2 separate regions of the Mus musculus genome follow, and region 1 is linked to region 2. Evidence: chromatin loops called from intact Hi-C (ENCODE). Cell type or tissue: gastrocnemius. All regions are shown on one strand.

Region 1 (8,000 bases), 130 kb after region 2:
CTGTCCTCAGCTTTGCTATGTTGTTGAGGCTAGCCTTGAATGCTTCATCCTCCTCTTTACACCTCTCAAGCATTTGGGAGGTGTTCAACTCACCATTGCATTTTTTTTGGAGTAATTTTTCTGGGTTGTTTTCCATTTTTGTAAAAATAAATACTCAAACCAAAACCAAAGAAAATTACCTTACAAAGAGAAAAGGTTTATTTTGGTGCACAGCTCTGGAGGTTTCATTCTAATTGACTGACCTTGTTGGTTTTGGATATTTGGTGAGGTTGCACATCATTGAGGTAGTGAGTTGCAAAACCTTATCTTACATCCAGGAAATTAACAGAGTTAGTCTCCCTTTAAGGGCATGTTTCTAATGATTAATATTTTAAATTTCATTTTAGAGTTGTAGGTTTGAATTTGTAAATTGTAAAATTGTATATTTCACCCCCCCGCCGGTGTGTGTGTGTGTTACAGTCAGGACAGACAGCCTTCAAAGAAGTCCTTTTTTTTATTCTATATGGAACCTAGTTGTCAAAATAAGGTCCTTAGGCTTGGTGGCAAATGTCTGAGCCACTGAGCCATCCCACTAGTCCTAGCCTATGATTAGACTTTCTACTAGGCCCTATGTTTAAAAGTTTCCATCACCTTTGTTATTGATGAGTAAGCGTGGGCCTTTTGCAAAAAATGAGATCCAAGTTGTGTAGCATAGGTTATTCTGGTTTTAATATATTTGAGGTGCCTTTATAAAACCACAATGCATTTGGGCATTTTCATCATCAGTGCACAAATGTTATACTGCAAAACATTTTTGTTTTGTTTTGTTTTTTGACCATAGTTCTTAGTTCAAAACTTTATCCTGAAGGCAGACTTGACTAGCCAGTAAGTAAGCTCCTGGGATCTGCCTTTTCACCTCTGGTTGCCCACTGCTAGGAGTACAGATGTGCAGCATTGCGCTGGGCTTTTATATGGTGATTGGGATTTGAAGTCAAGTCTTCATGTTTTTGCAGCAGATACTTTGTCCATTTAGCTATCTCTTCAGGCCACTTTATCTGTATCTCTTAAATTGTCCTTTATGAATGTTTATAAAAATAATGTTTGTTACATTTCACTCCAGATTTATTTATATGTTTGCTAGAAAATAAATGCTGTGTAATTTTCAGGGCCCAATACAATAGAGTCTCTTGTTTAAAAAGTAGGAACAAATCCCTATTAAGCTGCTAGAATATACAGTTTATTCTTTATTAAGGATATTTTTTTGTTTTGGAACTCACTAAATTTAACTGTTTTGTGAGTATGGATTTGTAGCTAGGCATTGGAGCCTGGCTGGTTCAGTAGTGGGCACACAACTGGAGAATATTATATCCATCTCCCATTTTCCAGTGTGGCAATAGGTGAATAAGGTCTTTGCATTTAATTTAGCATGTATGTGTGCACATGCACATGCCATAGCACATGCATATGTGGAGGTCAGAGAGCAACTTGTGGGAGACAGTTTTCTCTTTTCTACTATGTGGGTTTTGAGATTGATCTTAGACTATCAGGCCTGTTGATAAATACCTTTACCCACTGAACCATCTCATTTGCCCTAGTGAGGTTTTTATAAAACAGAACAAAGAAAGCTAGGAACCAAAGTTTTTTGGAAACATCAGGTTAGGTGATTACAGTAAAGCAGGGGATCTCTGCTATAGGCTTCAGATACTGTCTGATGATATTTTAGGCTGTGGGTAGTAGAAGCTTGGGACCTCTTTGAACATTCCTGGTAGTCATAAGACTGTTAGGGCCAACACAGAGCTGGGCACCCATTAGTTATTACGGGAACTATAGATAGTCAGATTATTTGGCTCTCTGTAGTCTTGGTTGCTCTAATTCAGTTTGCCTTGTAGAATCTTTAACACAGGTATGACTTTCTTCCTGGAAATTTCAGTTCACATCAGTAGGATACTGTCTACAAAATATTAAAGACTAATAGAACACCGCTAGAAAATTAAAAAAAAAATTAGTTACTAGGTGATGTAAAATAAAACTTCTAAGCCGGGCGTGGTGGCGCACGCCTTTAATCCCAGCACTCGGGAGGCAGAGGCAGGCGGATTTCTGAGTTCGAGGCCAGCCTGGTCTACAGAATGAGTTCCAGGACAGCCAGGGCTATAAAGAGAAACCCTGTCTCGAAAAACCAAAAAAAACAAACAAACAAACAAACAAAAAAAAACTTCTAAAAATATAAACCATTTTCTTCAAACATGTTTTGCATTTATTTTGTATGTGTGTCTGTTTTTGTATGTGTATATGGTCATGCATATGCATGTAGAAATCAGAGGATAACTTGGGGAGTTAGTTATATCTTCCACTGTCTGAGTACTAGGGATTGAATTCAGGTTGTCAGACTTTGAGACAAACTCTCTTATAAGCTAAGCCATTTCGTTGGCTTTTTTTTTTTTTTTTTAAATAAGATGTGTCTGTTTCTGTAGGAATTTAGGAAGAGCCATTTATCTAAGGAACTTCAAAAACATTTTTTGTGTATTGGGTGAATATGTGCATGTGAGTGCTGGGGCCCATGGAGGCCAGAGCTGTTGGATCCACTGGCATGGGGATTTATAGGTGATTGTGAGCCACATGATTTAGTTTCTGGCAATTATAGTTCAGTCCTCGGCAAGGGCAGTATATTCTCTTAACCTCTGAGTCATCTCTCTAGCTCTTGGCAACCCTTTTTTTATTTATTTAATTTTTTTTTTCGAGACAGGGTTTCTCTGTGTAGCCCTGGCTGTTCTGGAACTTACTCTGTAGACCAGGCTGTCCTGGAACTCAGAAATCCACCTGCCACTGCCTCCGGAGTGCTGGGATCAAAGGTGTGCGCCACCACGCCCGGCTTTGGCAACCTTTTTTTTTTTTTAATTTTTGTTTATTTGTTTTGTTTTGAGAGAGGGTCTTTCTTTCTTTCTTTTTTTGGTTTTTCGAGACAGGGTTTCTCTTTATAGCCCTGGCTGTCCTGGAACTCACTTTGTAGACCAGGCTGGCCTCGAACTCAGAAATCCGCCTGCCTCTGCCTCCCGAGTGCTGGGATTAAAGGCGTGCGCCACCACGCCGGGCTGCGCCACCACGCCCGGCTGGCAACCCTTTTAACAGTTGTATAGAACATCAAGAATAGGAAAAGCAAAATGTGTTTATTATTAAATACAAAAACACAAAATCCCTGGGCGGAAACTTTTTGTTTTGTTTTGTTTTTGTTTTTCTATCCATTTTCTTTGTAGACCTAACTGGCCTTGAATTTAGAGGTCCAGCTGCCTCTTCCTCGAGTGCTAGAATTTCTGTACCATGGCCACCACCTGGCGCAAAAACATTTTTTACAGTTGTAAATTGTTATAGATTTTACCAGAAAATATTAAAATAGTTAATATACACCTGTGAGATGGCTTAGAGGGACTTGCTGATCTTTAATCCCTGGAATCCACATGAAAAGAGGAAGAGAAAGACTTGACTTCATAGAGTTGTCCCTGACTTCTACCAGTATACTATGTCATGCCTCCCCAAACACAAATAATAAATATATTTAAGATGTATTTATTTTTATTTTCTGTATATGAGTGTTTTGCTCTGACTGTCCTGGAACTCCCTGGCCTCGAACTCGAAGAGCTTCCCTTGCCTCTGCCTGCAGTGCTGGGATTAGAGGTGTATGCTACCATGCCCATGCAGCCAGTGCTCTTAACAGTAAGCCATCTCTTTGGTCTCAGAACCTAATACTTGTAAAAAAACAAAGGTAGGTGGGTTTTTTGTTCAACTGGTAGACATAAAAGGCATGAAAAACAGGTGCAAAAATGAATAATCTTTTGCAACCAATAACTCATTCTACAGTATGAGTTTTGATATGTTTAAGAAGGAGTATAATATGACAGCTGTAAATGATAATGGTGGTGATAACGAGGCTTGTCTTGAACATGAGTTATGGAGTTGAAGATACTTGTCTTACTGGGAATGGATGTTCATTTATTTCAATGTTGTATTGGCATATTCTACAGAGCCATAGCGTTCCTGAATGTGATATTATAGAAAGGAGTATAATCTTAACTTTTTCTTTTTTTCCTTTTTTTTTTTTTTTTTTTTTGTTTTGTTTCTGTTTTTCGAGACAGGGTTTCTCTGTATAGCCCTGGCTGTCCTGGAACTCACTTTGTAGACAGGCTGGCCTGGAACTCAGAAATCCGACTGCCTCTGCCTCCCAAGTGCTGGGATTAAAGGCGTGCAGTGCTGGGATTAAAGGCGTGCGCCACCACGCCCGGCTTTTTTCTTTTTTCTTTAATTATTATTTTTTTAATTGATTATTTTTTTTTACATTTCAAATGTTATCCCCCTTTCTGGTTTCTCCTCTGCAAACCCCCTATCCCATCTGCCCTCCCCACTGCTTCTATGAGGGAGCTCCCCCCAACCCCCATTCCCACCTAGCATTCCCCTATGTTGGGGCATCGAGATTCCACAGGACCAAGGCCTCCTCTCCCATTGATCCCAGATAAGGCAATACTCTGCTACATAAGTAGCTGGAGCCATGGTTCCCTCTATGTATACTCTTTGGTTTGTGATTTAGTCCCTGGGAGCTTTGGAAGGTCTGGTTGGTTGATAGTGTTCTTCCTATGGGGTTACAAACCCCTTCAGCTCCTTCAGTCCTTTCCCTAACTCCTCCATTGCCATCTCCATGCTCAATTTGATGGTTGGCTTCAAGCATCCACATTTGTATTGGTCAAGCTCTGACAGAGCCTCTCAGGGGACAGCCATATCAGACTCCTGTCAGCAAATTTTTCTTGGCATCAGCAATAGTGTCTAGGTTTGGTGTCTGCAGATAGTATGGATCCCTAGGTGGGGCAGTCTCTGGATGACCTTTCCTTCAGTCTCTGCTCCACTCTTTGTCCCTGCATTTCCTTTAGGCAGGAACAATTTTGTGTTAGTATTTTTGAGGTGGGTAGGTGGCCCCATCCCTCAACCAGGGGCCATGCCTAACCTCTGGATATGGTCTCTACAGGTTGTCTCTCCCCTTTGTTGGGTATTTCAGCTAATGCCATCCCTGTTGGGTCCTGGGAACCTCTTGCTTTTTTGGCATCTGGGACTTTTCTAGTGGCTACCCCTAGCTCCCCATCCCCCACTGCTACATTCCTCCTTTCAATTTCCTTACCCTCTATGCTTCCCCCCACAATCTCCTCCCACACCTTATCCTGCTCCCCTTTTCCCTCCCCCTCCCTGGCCCTTCCAAGTTCCTTCCTCCCTCTACCTTCCATGATTATCTTGTTCCTCCTTCTAAGTAGGACTGAAGCATCCACATTTTGGTCTTCCTTCTTCTTGAGTCTCATATGGTCTGTGAGTTGTATCGTGGGTATTTGAAGCTTCCCCCCCCCCCCAATATCCACTTACTGAGTACATACCTTACTGAGTACATACATTACTGAGGTGTTCTTTTGTGATTGGGTTACCTCACTCAGGATAGTATTTTCTAGTTCCATCCATTTGCCTGCAAATTTTATGAAGTCGTTGTTTTTAATAGCTGAGTAGTACTCTATTGTGTAAATGTACCATATTTTCTGTATCCATTCCTCTGTTGAGGGACATCTGGGTTGTTTCCGGCTTCTGGCTATTATAAGTAATGCTGCTATGGACATAGTAGAGCATGTGTCCTTGTTATATGTTGTAGCATCTTTTGAGTATATGCCCAGGAGTGGTAAGAGAAGTATGAGGTGCCAATAACTGAGAAGCAATCCATTCTAAAGTGGTTTCTAAAGTAAATTGTTAGAAGAAATTAGATGCCAAAGATCTTGATTATGTTTATCCTTGATTCCTACAGTGATAAAAGAGTAAATGAGGGGAGGGGAGGGGGAGATGGCTCAGTGGTTAAGAGCATTGACTGTTCTTCCAGAGGTTCTGAGTTCAATTCCCAGCAACCACATGGGTGGCTCACAACCATCTGTAATGAGATCCGATGCCCTCTTCTGGTGTGTCTGACGACATTGACAGTGTACTCACATATATATGTAAAATAAATAAATCTTGAAAAAAAGAGTAAATGAATTATGGGTATTGATAGTACAACTGGATCAAGCATCACTTGTTTGAGAATGGGCTTTATTGAGAATTCTTGAACTTAAGCCTCCCCAGTAGACAGTGAATTAATTAATTACAGGTGAAGTTTCTTAAAGAAAAACTTGACTTTAAAATAAAAAACTAAATGAAGATAATAGTAATCTAGGCTGAAATTAAAACAGTATGTATAGAGAACTTTCCTGCAAATTAGAATTACGAATTATGATTCCACCTGGATGAGATGCAGACATACATAGATTTAAGATTTCTTTTTGTGTGTATAGTTTTGCATATATTACAGTTGCAAGTAAATTGAATTCATGTTCTGAGCTTTTTGTTTCAGGTAATACTTTTGTGTTTATGTAATGAGTGTTTATATGATTAGACTTGATTGCTTTGATTTACAATTGAGTAATATTATCTAATAAAATCAAAGAAAGTAATATACTTTAATTCCAGAGAATTTGTTTTTGTTGGTAGAAGATTCTAGGTTTTTTTTTTTTTGCATAATGTTAAAAAACCCAGTTTCTATAATATGTAATATATAAGTTATTTCTGGTATATGAATACCTCAACAGAATGCAGCATTTTTTTTTACCATGTGTATAGTCCATAAATTTAAGGTTTCTTCATCAGTATAATTGTTTCTATTAATTTTATTTTAGAGAAAAGTAGACTGATTAATTTTAATGTCTCTTTTACTGTCACTTTCTTGGATTCACAGCAAAATTGAGCAGAATATAGAGTTCCCACTTAATTCTTGTCCTTCCATGTATGTAGCCTAACCCTACCATCTAAACTTGGCACTACAGTGATAAATTTATTACAACTGATGACTCTACACCAACAATGTCATCCTGCAAAACCCTTAGTTTCAAGCAACATTTGTACTTGAGCGTGTTCATTCTGTGGGTTTAAGTAAATATATAATAGCGGAATTTAAAAGTTTATTTACTTGAATTTGTTTATATTTCTCATGTTTAGAGACTCCAGTTTGAAGTAGGTTATGGTATAAACAGGCCTTTTTGGTAGGAAATCATGCAGGTGTGAGACTTTATTTAACCAGAAGATACTATAACTTTTTTTAAAAATTAATTTATTTATTCACTTTACATCAATATCAGATCCCTCTCTCCTCCCAGTTCCCCCTCTTAGAGTTTCTCCCCCATTTCCTCCTCCCATTCTCCTCTGAGAAGGGTGTCCCCCCTGGGTGTCCCCCCTTGCACATTAGTCACTATAGGACTTATGGTGCATAAAGATTGAAATTCTGCAGCTCTTCAGTTTTTTATTTCCTTGCAATGATAGAGGCGTATTATTTCAGGTTTTATCTTTCTGTTAGTAGAGATTCTTATGAGGTAATATAAAACAACTTAGTTTTTATAAAAAGGTTATTTTTGTTGTTGTTGTTTTTGTGGATGTTTTGTTGTCTTTTATAGTTTTAGGTGGCCTTGAACTAGTTATGTAGACCAGGCAGGCCTGGAACTCAGAGAGATCTGCCTGCCTCTGCCTTCTGATAAATGAATATTTAAACCCTTTTCATATACTTTCTGAAGAATGTTTATTTAGTTTCAAGAACACATTTTAAGTTTTTAAAAAATGCCTAATAAGTAGACATGTTTTTGCATTTAAATAACAGATTTTTATTTTTAAATCCTATAGTTTGCTTGCCTAAAGTAGATTTGGAGCAGTTCATACACCTGAGCCCTGCTATTCTACAGCGTCAGATTGGAAAGAGTCAGATTTTCAAATAATGGAAGAGCCCAAGACTTCTAAAAACGAAAATCATGAACCAAAGAAGAATATTATTTGTGAAGAAAGCAAAGCAGTTAAAATTATATCTAATCAAACCTTGAAGCCTAGAAATGATAAGTCAGAAATTGGGACCAGCTCTCTGAATAGAAATAGTAGTAAAAAAACCAAGCAAAATGATATTTGTATAGAAAAAACAGAAGCTAAATCATGTA
Region 2 (8,000 bases):
TGATGCCCCATAGGCATGCATATGATACAGACATACATACAGGCACTCATCTGTATTCATTAAGATAAGAAAGAGGGGAAGGTGGGAAAGGAGAGAGCATTGAACAGTCCCAGCATTTGGAGACAAGCAGCTGTGTATCTTATGAGGCTAGCCTGAGCTACATAAGGAAGCTCCAGGATAGCAAAACTATATAATAGAAAGTTCTTTTCTTAAAAAGAGATGGAGAAGAGAATTCAATGCCGTTTTAAAGATTTATTTTATGTATATGAGTACACTGTAGCTGTCTTCAGACACACCAGAAGAGGGCATCAGATCCCATTACAGATGGTTGTGAGCCACCATGTGGTTGCTAGGAATTGAACTCAGGACCTCTGGAAGAGTAGTCAGTGCTCTTAACCACTGAACCCATCTCTCCAGCCCAAAATAAATAATTCTTTTTTTTTTTCTTTTTTAAAGAGGGGAACAAGTCACTAAATTTGGCTCATGGGAAGAAGAAAGGACTTGAGTTCCAGTCCTTATCAGTCCATGGTACATCTCTAACCCTAGCACTCAAGAGTTCAAGGCCAGAATGAGCACGTGTAATAAGACTCTATTTCAAAAAGAACAAACAAAATCCCAGAACTGTGGATAAATAAAAATTGACCAGCACTTTTTTTTTTTTTTCAGACAACCTTATGTAGCTTAGGTGATCTCAGACTTTCTCTCTTGCCTCTGCTTTCTCTGTGTCGAGATTATAGGTGGTTCCCGCCATTCCCAGCTCCTGGGGCATTTCTTTCCTTTTTAGTTGTTTAGGGGTTTTGTTTGTTGTGTTTGTTAATTTGTTTTTTGTTTGTTTGTTTGTTTGAGACAAGATCTCTAGACCTGGGTGCCATTGAACTCACAGATATCCCCCTGCCTACTGCCTTTCAAGTGCTGAGATTAAAGGCTTGTAGCACTCATTGGGCTTTTTTTGTTTGTTTGACTGTTTGTTTGTTTTTAAGTCTGCCCTGGAAGGTTAGTTCCTGGAGCTTTGTAGGATCAGAATCCTTAGGTTCTCCAGGTCCTTGTGCACAGAGTATTCGCATAAATACACATCCTTCTATACACTTGAAATCATTTCTAGTTTGTGTTACCTAAGACAGGATAATCTCTAATGTAAATAGTTGTCATACATTGGACTGTTCTGGGAATAATGACGGGAAAATCCATGCATTTTTAGCACAGCCATGTTTTTTTCCCTGAATATTTTCAGTCCATGGTTTGTTAAATTTGCAGCTGCTGTCTGGTTTGAATGCTGTAATGGTACTTTTAACTAATGGGATCTGCATATGCAGAACTCATAAATATGTAGGGCCAACTGTAAGTTTAGACTAAGAAACATTCAGTTACTTATTTTAAAATGCTCTGTCCTCACTGAAGCCCCAGGAGATAGTCTCTGGTACTCTGACTTGGCATGTCTCTTCCTGTCTCGGCTTCCCTATAGGATAGTGAGGGAACCAAAGATTTCATGGCTACCTAACTGGCTACCCTCCTCCATCTTGCTTTAGCTCACAGGACTTGACTCAGGGATTGTTCCCCAACCTTGGCTAGAAACAAAGGTTCGGCCCTGGTGACTGGGGATTGAACCCAGGCCCTCCTACTGTTAAGCAAACACTCTCCCACTGGGCTTTCTGGCCAGCCCCTGAGTTTACTTTTTCTTCTTTGTTTTCTGTCTTTGCAGGTGGCCTGACTCAGGACCTAAAGGCTGCCTCTTCCTGCTTTCTGATGGCCTGTGAGAAACCAGGAAAGAAGTCTGTTGAATCCTGTCACAACGTTGGACTACTGGCGCATGATGGACAGGTCAATGAGGATGGCCAGCCTGACCTGGGGAAGGCCAGGGACTACTACAGCAGGGCCTGTGATGGTGGCTATGCAGCCAGCTGCTTCAACCTCAGTGCCATGTTTCTACAGGGTGCCCCTGGCTTTCCTAAGGACATGGGTCTGGCGTGTAAATATTCAATGAAGGCCTGTGACCTGGGCCATGTCTGGGCCTGCGCCAATGCCAGCCGCATGTACAAGCTGGGAGATGGTGTTGATAAGGACGAGGCCAAGGCTGAAGTGCTGAAAAACAGGGCCCGGCAGCTGCACAAAGAACAGCAGAAAAACGTCCAACCTCTAACATTTGGGTAGTGCGTTGCCCAGCCCCCTTTCCAGCAACAGACGATTCACCCTGGCAGCTCCTCTCCCACCCGAGAGGAGCCCTTGGAGGTCACTCAGTGCCATCTGCTCCAGCTTGTCACCTGCTGGGAGTGGCTAGAGTGTTTTAGTAAATGATCCTTTGTGTGTACTCTGTGAAGACACCTACGTTTATGGGGGTGTGTCTTAATTTCTAAACTGGACCTGTGAGAGGAGTAAACGGCAGAGCCGTAGACTTTTGGGGGCTGGGGAGACAAAGAGAAGTTGGGAAACTTAGCAGCCTGGGCCTGAAAGAATCAGCCATCGTTATCATTTTAGTTGGAAGAGCTTGAAAATTAGAAAGTATCCTAATTTGCATAACAGAGGTCTTAGAACATGGAGGCAGTCACGACTGCCGCCCTCTGCCTTACGTAACCCAGCCGTGGTGTGTGGTGTGGGCTCCTTGTCGATGCAGTCAGACCTTTCCGCAGACTTAGAGGGATCAGGGGCCTCGTGCTGAAGAAGGCTGAGGTGGTTACATTAGCCTTGCTTCCCCTCCTCTCGACAAATCTCTGCAGTTCAAAATTAGCCTCTCGACTGGCTCTGCTCCTCCAGGGAAGACAGATGACTCTGGAAGCAGCTCCAGCTAGGAATTTGGGACATGATGACAGGAAGCTGTCCACTGAGCCTCTCCTCTCTTCTCCCCTCCCCTCCCCTCCCCTTTTCTTTTCTTTCTTTTTCAAACAGACCCTTGTGCTGCCTTCTGCTGGCCTTGCCCTAGCCCTGCCCCAGCCCCACTGGTGCTGGGGTTACAGGCACGCACCACTGTGCCAGGCAGGACTGAGTCTGTTAAACAGGCGAATGCAGTGTTTCAGGTGCTTTTCCATCTGCTGTGCTGCTGTTCTCCAGATCCTGGCAGGATGCAGTGTGTTCATCATGGTGTGTATGTGTGTGTGCCCTTTTAAGAATTTTTTCCCTTCTGTTGTAACTCTACTTGTCACCAGGGGGCGAGCTTGTCCTTTTTCTCTGATAATTCTACCGTTGTCTGTCACTACCCTGGTCCCCCTATGTGGCAGTGTGGCAGCTAGCTTCCCAAGAAGACAGGCTTGCCTTTGAAGGTTGAGAGCACAGCCCCCTGCCTTCCGAAGTCCATTCAGGAGAGAGTTTTTCCTGAGTGCAGAAACAGCTTTTAAAAGACATCAAGTTTGTTTTCAGAATGTCTTGAAAATAGTATTTGGTGTGATTGAACACCATAGGCCAATGAGCATTGGAAAGGTGCTAATCATGCCTGGGCAACTACATAAAAACCACAGGAACACTTCTGCAGTGCCTGATGACCCACGTTTAGTCCCTGAGAGCGAGCGCACAGTGGAAGTAGACAGCTGATTCCTGCACATTGCCCTCTAACCCACAAAGGAGTGCACACACAATCAATGAATACATGTAATAAAACACGTGAAACAAGACAAATGATTTTTAAAAAGCCATGTGTGGTGGTGCACTTTGGAGGCAGAGACAGCCTGGTGCACATAGGAAGTTCCAGGGGTACATAGTGAGACCCTGTCTAAAGAAGAAAAAAAAAAAAAGAAAGAAATGGCAAATGTATGTGTGAGATGCCCTCTGCAGCATGACAGGAGGGGTGCAGACTGCACTGCACACACTGCTGTGACTAGAGGGGCCACACACCAACGCAGGAGGAATGCAGAGTGGCAGGGACGTGCATCACGAACTGGGACACAGTGGCACAGCCACTTGCAGAGACAGTATTTAAAGGAAACGTACAGCATCTTTTGGTAATCTTGTCCCTTTATAATTCCCCAGGGGAATTAGAAATATGCTCGTACCAAAATGCATGTGCATTTTCTTAGGAGCCTGTTTATAATTGCCAAAACTTGGAAGCAGTGACGGTGTCCTTCAGTAAACACAAGGATAAATGGTACATTCAGTGATGGAATATTTACTTCAGAAAAGAATCACAAAAGACAGAGAGGGCCCTATTGAATGAAAGGCCAACCAATCCATTCTGGATTACAACTGGAGGATACTGGTATCCTCAAAAAGTGGACCCATACTTTTGGTCTTAGATTTGGAGACAGAGACGGGTGATCTCTTGAGTTGGAGGCCATTTAGGGTTAGATATAACAACTTTGTCATGAAAAACCAAAAGAAAGAAGGAAGGAAAGAAACAGTACGTTAGAGCTTGGCAGTGTGTCTCAGTGGTAGAGTACTGTGTTCCAGCACTGCAGTTAAATCTGAGGTGGCCGACTGCAGAGCTGGCTCAGCAGACAGGAGCACTCGCTGCTCTTACTGAGGACCTGAGTTTGGTTCTATCACCCACATGTCGGCTCAGAAACTTCTCCGTCTAGTCCCGGGGGATCTGATAACCTCTTCTGGCCTCTGTAGGCGAATATGGAACACCGATATATATGCAAGCAAAAGTCTTATACACAACATAAAGTTCTAAAAAGTTCACGTGACAGGACAATTGGAAAACTTTTTTTTTTTTTTCTGAGACAGGGTTTCTCTGTGTAGCCCTGGCTGTACTGGAACTCACTCTGTAGACCAGGCTGGCCTCTGAACTCAGAAATCCGCCTGCCTCTGCCTCTGAGTGCTGGGATTAAAGGCTTGCGCCACCACACCTGGCTGGGAGAACATTTTTTCAGGCACACGAGACCACTCTGTTGGTACTCTTGACAGTGAATACAGGTCATGAGCCATCTTTTCACATTGGTAAAACGTGAAGAGTTAACCATGAAGTAAGCGAGGGCTTTACGGATGGCGCGTGCGCATAAGCCCTCTGCGGAGGGTGGCCAGGCTGTTTCATGTAAGGGCTGATTCTTTATACAGAGGAAATTACTATATTGTCTCAATTTTGCTATGAACCAAAGCTCTAAGAAAATGTATTCAAAACAGAATCACCCAGATACTACCTCAACCCAGTAGGACCACTACTATTAAAATAAACATCACATATAAATTGGAGTCTTACATACTGTTGGTTGGAATTTGTCAGCTTAGAAATAAATTTCTGTTTTATGAAATTGCTTGCAAATACTCGTGAGTATCAGCTTTGTAGAGAAAAAGCCTGGACTTCAGCTCTTACAGCTATTTACAGTTCTGGGTTAGTCAGAGGCAAACTTAAGCCTATATGTTTAGGCACCTGATAGTGAGAAAGATAAGAAATTTTAAATTAGCTCCTGGGAGCCAGTAATTCCACTTGTGTGTACACATCTGCAAAGCTGGATCTCCTGGGACATCTTTGTAGCCTGTGTTCATAGTAACATCAGCCAAAGGTCCAAGCAGCCCTCGTGTCAGTGAGTGAAGAGACACGGTGCCGGCACACAGCGCAAGCATCCACAGGAGAGGATTCTGATGTGATACCACATGAATAAACTGAAGACCCTGCTAAGTGAAATGAGCCAGTCACAAGAAGCTAAGTGACATATGTACTAGTATATAGCCGTGCGTGAAGAATTACTAAATGAACAGAGGTTTCAGGTTTGTAAGACAAAAACAATTGCTGGTGCTCGGTTGCAAGCGTGTGTAGGTCACCGGAGCTGGGTGAGCATGCATCTAGAATCTGTGAGCAGACAGGCAATCCTGTCTAAAAAAGGAAACCCAACAAAGACCTATCCTGTACATGTAAATATGGTTAAGATAATAAATAGTGTGTGTGTCTTAGCACCATTTTAAACTATTTACTTTTTTTAAGGCTAGGTCTCACTATGTAGCTCTGGTTGGCCTGGTGCCTTCTGTTCAGACTAGATTTGTCCTGAACTCAGAGATTTGCCTGCCTCCTCTTTCTAAGCACTGGGAATAAAGGTATGTGCCACCACATGTGGCCAGTATTTTTTTGTTTTTGTGTTGCTTTTCAAGACATGGTTTCTCTGTTTATCCTTGGCTGCTGTCCTGGAACTCACTTAGTAGACCAGGCTGGCCTCAAACTTACAGAGATCTGCATGCCTCTGCCTCCCACGTTCTGGGATTAAAGGTGTACGCCAATATCTTTTAAATGCAGAGTTAAAGATAGTATAGGAACTGGCAAGATTCCACAGCAGGTAAAGCCACTTGCTGCCAAGCCTGACTCCAGTAGGAAACAAAAAATACTATTTAAAAAAAATAAAAGTCTGGGCAGGCGTGGTGGCGTACACCTTTAATCCCAGCACTTGGGAGGCAGAGGCATGCAGATCTCTGTGAGTTTGAGACCAGCCTGGTCTACTAAGTGAGTTCCAGGACAGCCAGAGCTATACAGAGAAACCCTGTCTTTAAAAAAAAAAAAAAAAAAAAAAAAGTCCGCTGGGCAGTAGTGGCACACACACACAATTTGTTTTAATCTTATTCTTTAACATTTTAATTTTGCCTGCATTTATGTCTGTCTGCTTACCACTTGTATGCTGGTACCCTTGAGCTGGAGTCTCAGGAAGTTGTGAGCCACCATAATGGGTCCTGGGAACTAAACTCGGGTCCTCTAGAAGAACAAGTATGTGGTTTTGTTTTTGTTTTTGTTTTTGTTTTTGTTTTTTTGCGTTGTTTGGGGTATTTTGGTTTTTGGGGGGAGTGGCCAGAGGAGTGTAAGACAGGGTTTCTTTGTGTAGCCCTGGCCATCCTGGAACTCACTCTGTTTCCCACGTGGTTAGAGGCATGTGGCACCACCCTCTGGCTGAAGCAAGTGCACCCAGTGGCTAATAATGTCCCTCTAGGCCCCATCCAGAAACTGAGTGTTATATTCTGGGACAGGAGATGGCTCAGTGATGAAGAACACATACTGTCTTTACAGAGGACCTGACTTTGATTCTCAGCAACCATGTCAGGCAGCTCACAACGGCCTGTGATTACAAACCCGTGGATACAGTGCCTCTGGCCTTGGGGATGCCTGCACTCACGTGCATGTACCCATACACATAATGAAAATTAGCTTTCGGGCTGGAGAGATGGCTCAGCGGTTAAGAGCACTGACTGCTCTTCCGAAGGTCCTGAGTTCAAATCCCAGCAACCACATGGTGGCTCACAACCATCCATAACGAGATCTGATGCCCTCTTCTAGGTGTCTGAAGACAGCTACAATGTACTTAGATATAATAATAAAGAAATCTTAAAAAAAAAAGAAAATTAGCTTTCTTTTTTTCTTAAAGACTTGTTTACTATGTATAGATGTTCTGCCTGCATGTATGCCTGCACACCAGAGGAGGGCACTGTATCTCATTATAGATGGTTTTGCACCACCATGTGGTTGCTAGGAATTGAACTCAGAACCCTGGAAGAGCAGCCAGTACACTCAAACTTCTGAGCCATCTCTCCAGCTCCCAAAATTAGCCCTTTTTAAAATTAAGAATTGGTCCAGCATTTGGGAGGCAGAGACAGGTGGATCTTTGTGAGTCTGGTCTACAGAGTGAGTTCCAGGACAGTCGGGGTTGTTAGACAAAGAAACCCTGTATTGAAAAATCAAAACAACAACAAAACAGCCGGAAGAGGGAGACTGCTCAGTAGTTAAGAGTAGTTGCTGCTTTTGCAGAAGACACGGGTTCCCAGTACCTACGTAGTGCCTTACAGCTACCCCTAGCTCCAGTTCCAAAGGATCCAATGCCCTCTTCTGACCTCTTCAGGCACCAGGCACACATGAGTGTATGCATACACATAGACAAAACATAAAGATAATAATTTTTTAAACATTAAAATTATTCAAAACACTTCATAAATACGGGCATTCTCTGTCGCTAATACTTTGGCCTTTTTCTTTGCAAGAATCATCTTTGCAAAGCCAAGTGTGAGCCTGGTCTACAGAGTGAGGTCCAGGACAGCCAGGGCTACACAGAAAAACCCTGTCTTGAAAAACAAAACCAAACAAACAACAAACAAAGTCAAGTGTG

Evidence for each region. A loop is a pair of places that touch in the nucleus more often than their neighbours do. Peaks named below come from ENCODE experiments on the same cell type or tissue, not always from the same donor. Only the 100,000 strongest peaks of a DNase experiment are listed, where the experiment ranks them.
Region 1: a loop joins it to region 2, with 2.3 times the contacts of the local background. A loop is called at or near these places in 18 of 42 quality-filtered maps.

What each region holds. Positions count from the first base shown.
Region 1 is chr4:108,471,178-108,479,177 of GRCm38, forward strand. Tut4 (terminal uridylyl transferase 4) reads left to right here. Exons shown (of 31, transcript NM_175472.4): 3 at 7,696-8,000. The coding sequence starts at 7,787. It overlaps LOC115490068 (a small nucleolar RNA gene), which reads left to right and starts at 3,736; the gene lies at 3,736-3,863. In gastrocnemius, no CTCF peak of the experiment used is centred here; no DNase peak of the experiment used is centred here.
Region 2 is chr4:108,336,424-108,344,423 of GRCm38, forward strand. It overlaps Coa7 (cytochrome c oxidase assembly factor 7), which reads left to right. Exons shown (of 3, transcript NM_027250.4): 3 at 1,700-4,295. The coding sequence ends at 2,148. Among named protein-coding and RNA genes, the nearest start is that of Gm46889, 11 kb to the right of the region's middle. In gastrocnemius, a CTCF peak has its summit at 3,130 (motif pointing right); DNase peaks (open chromatin) are centred at 2,118, 3,125 and 3,731; H3K27ac peaks cover 1,142 bases.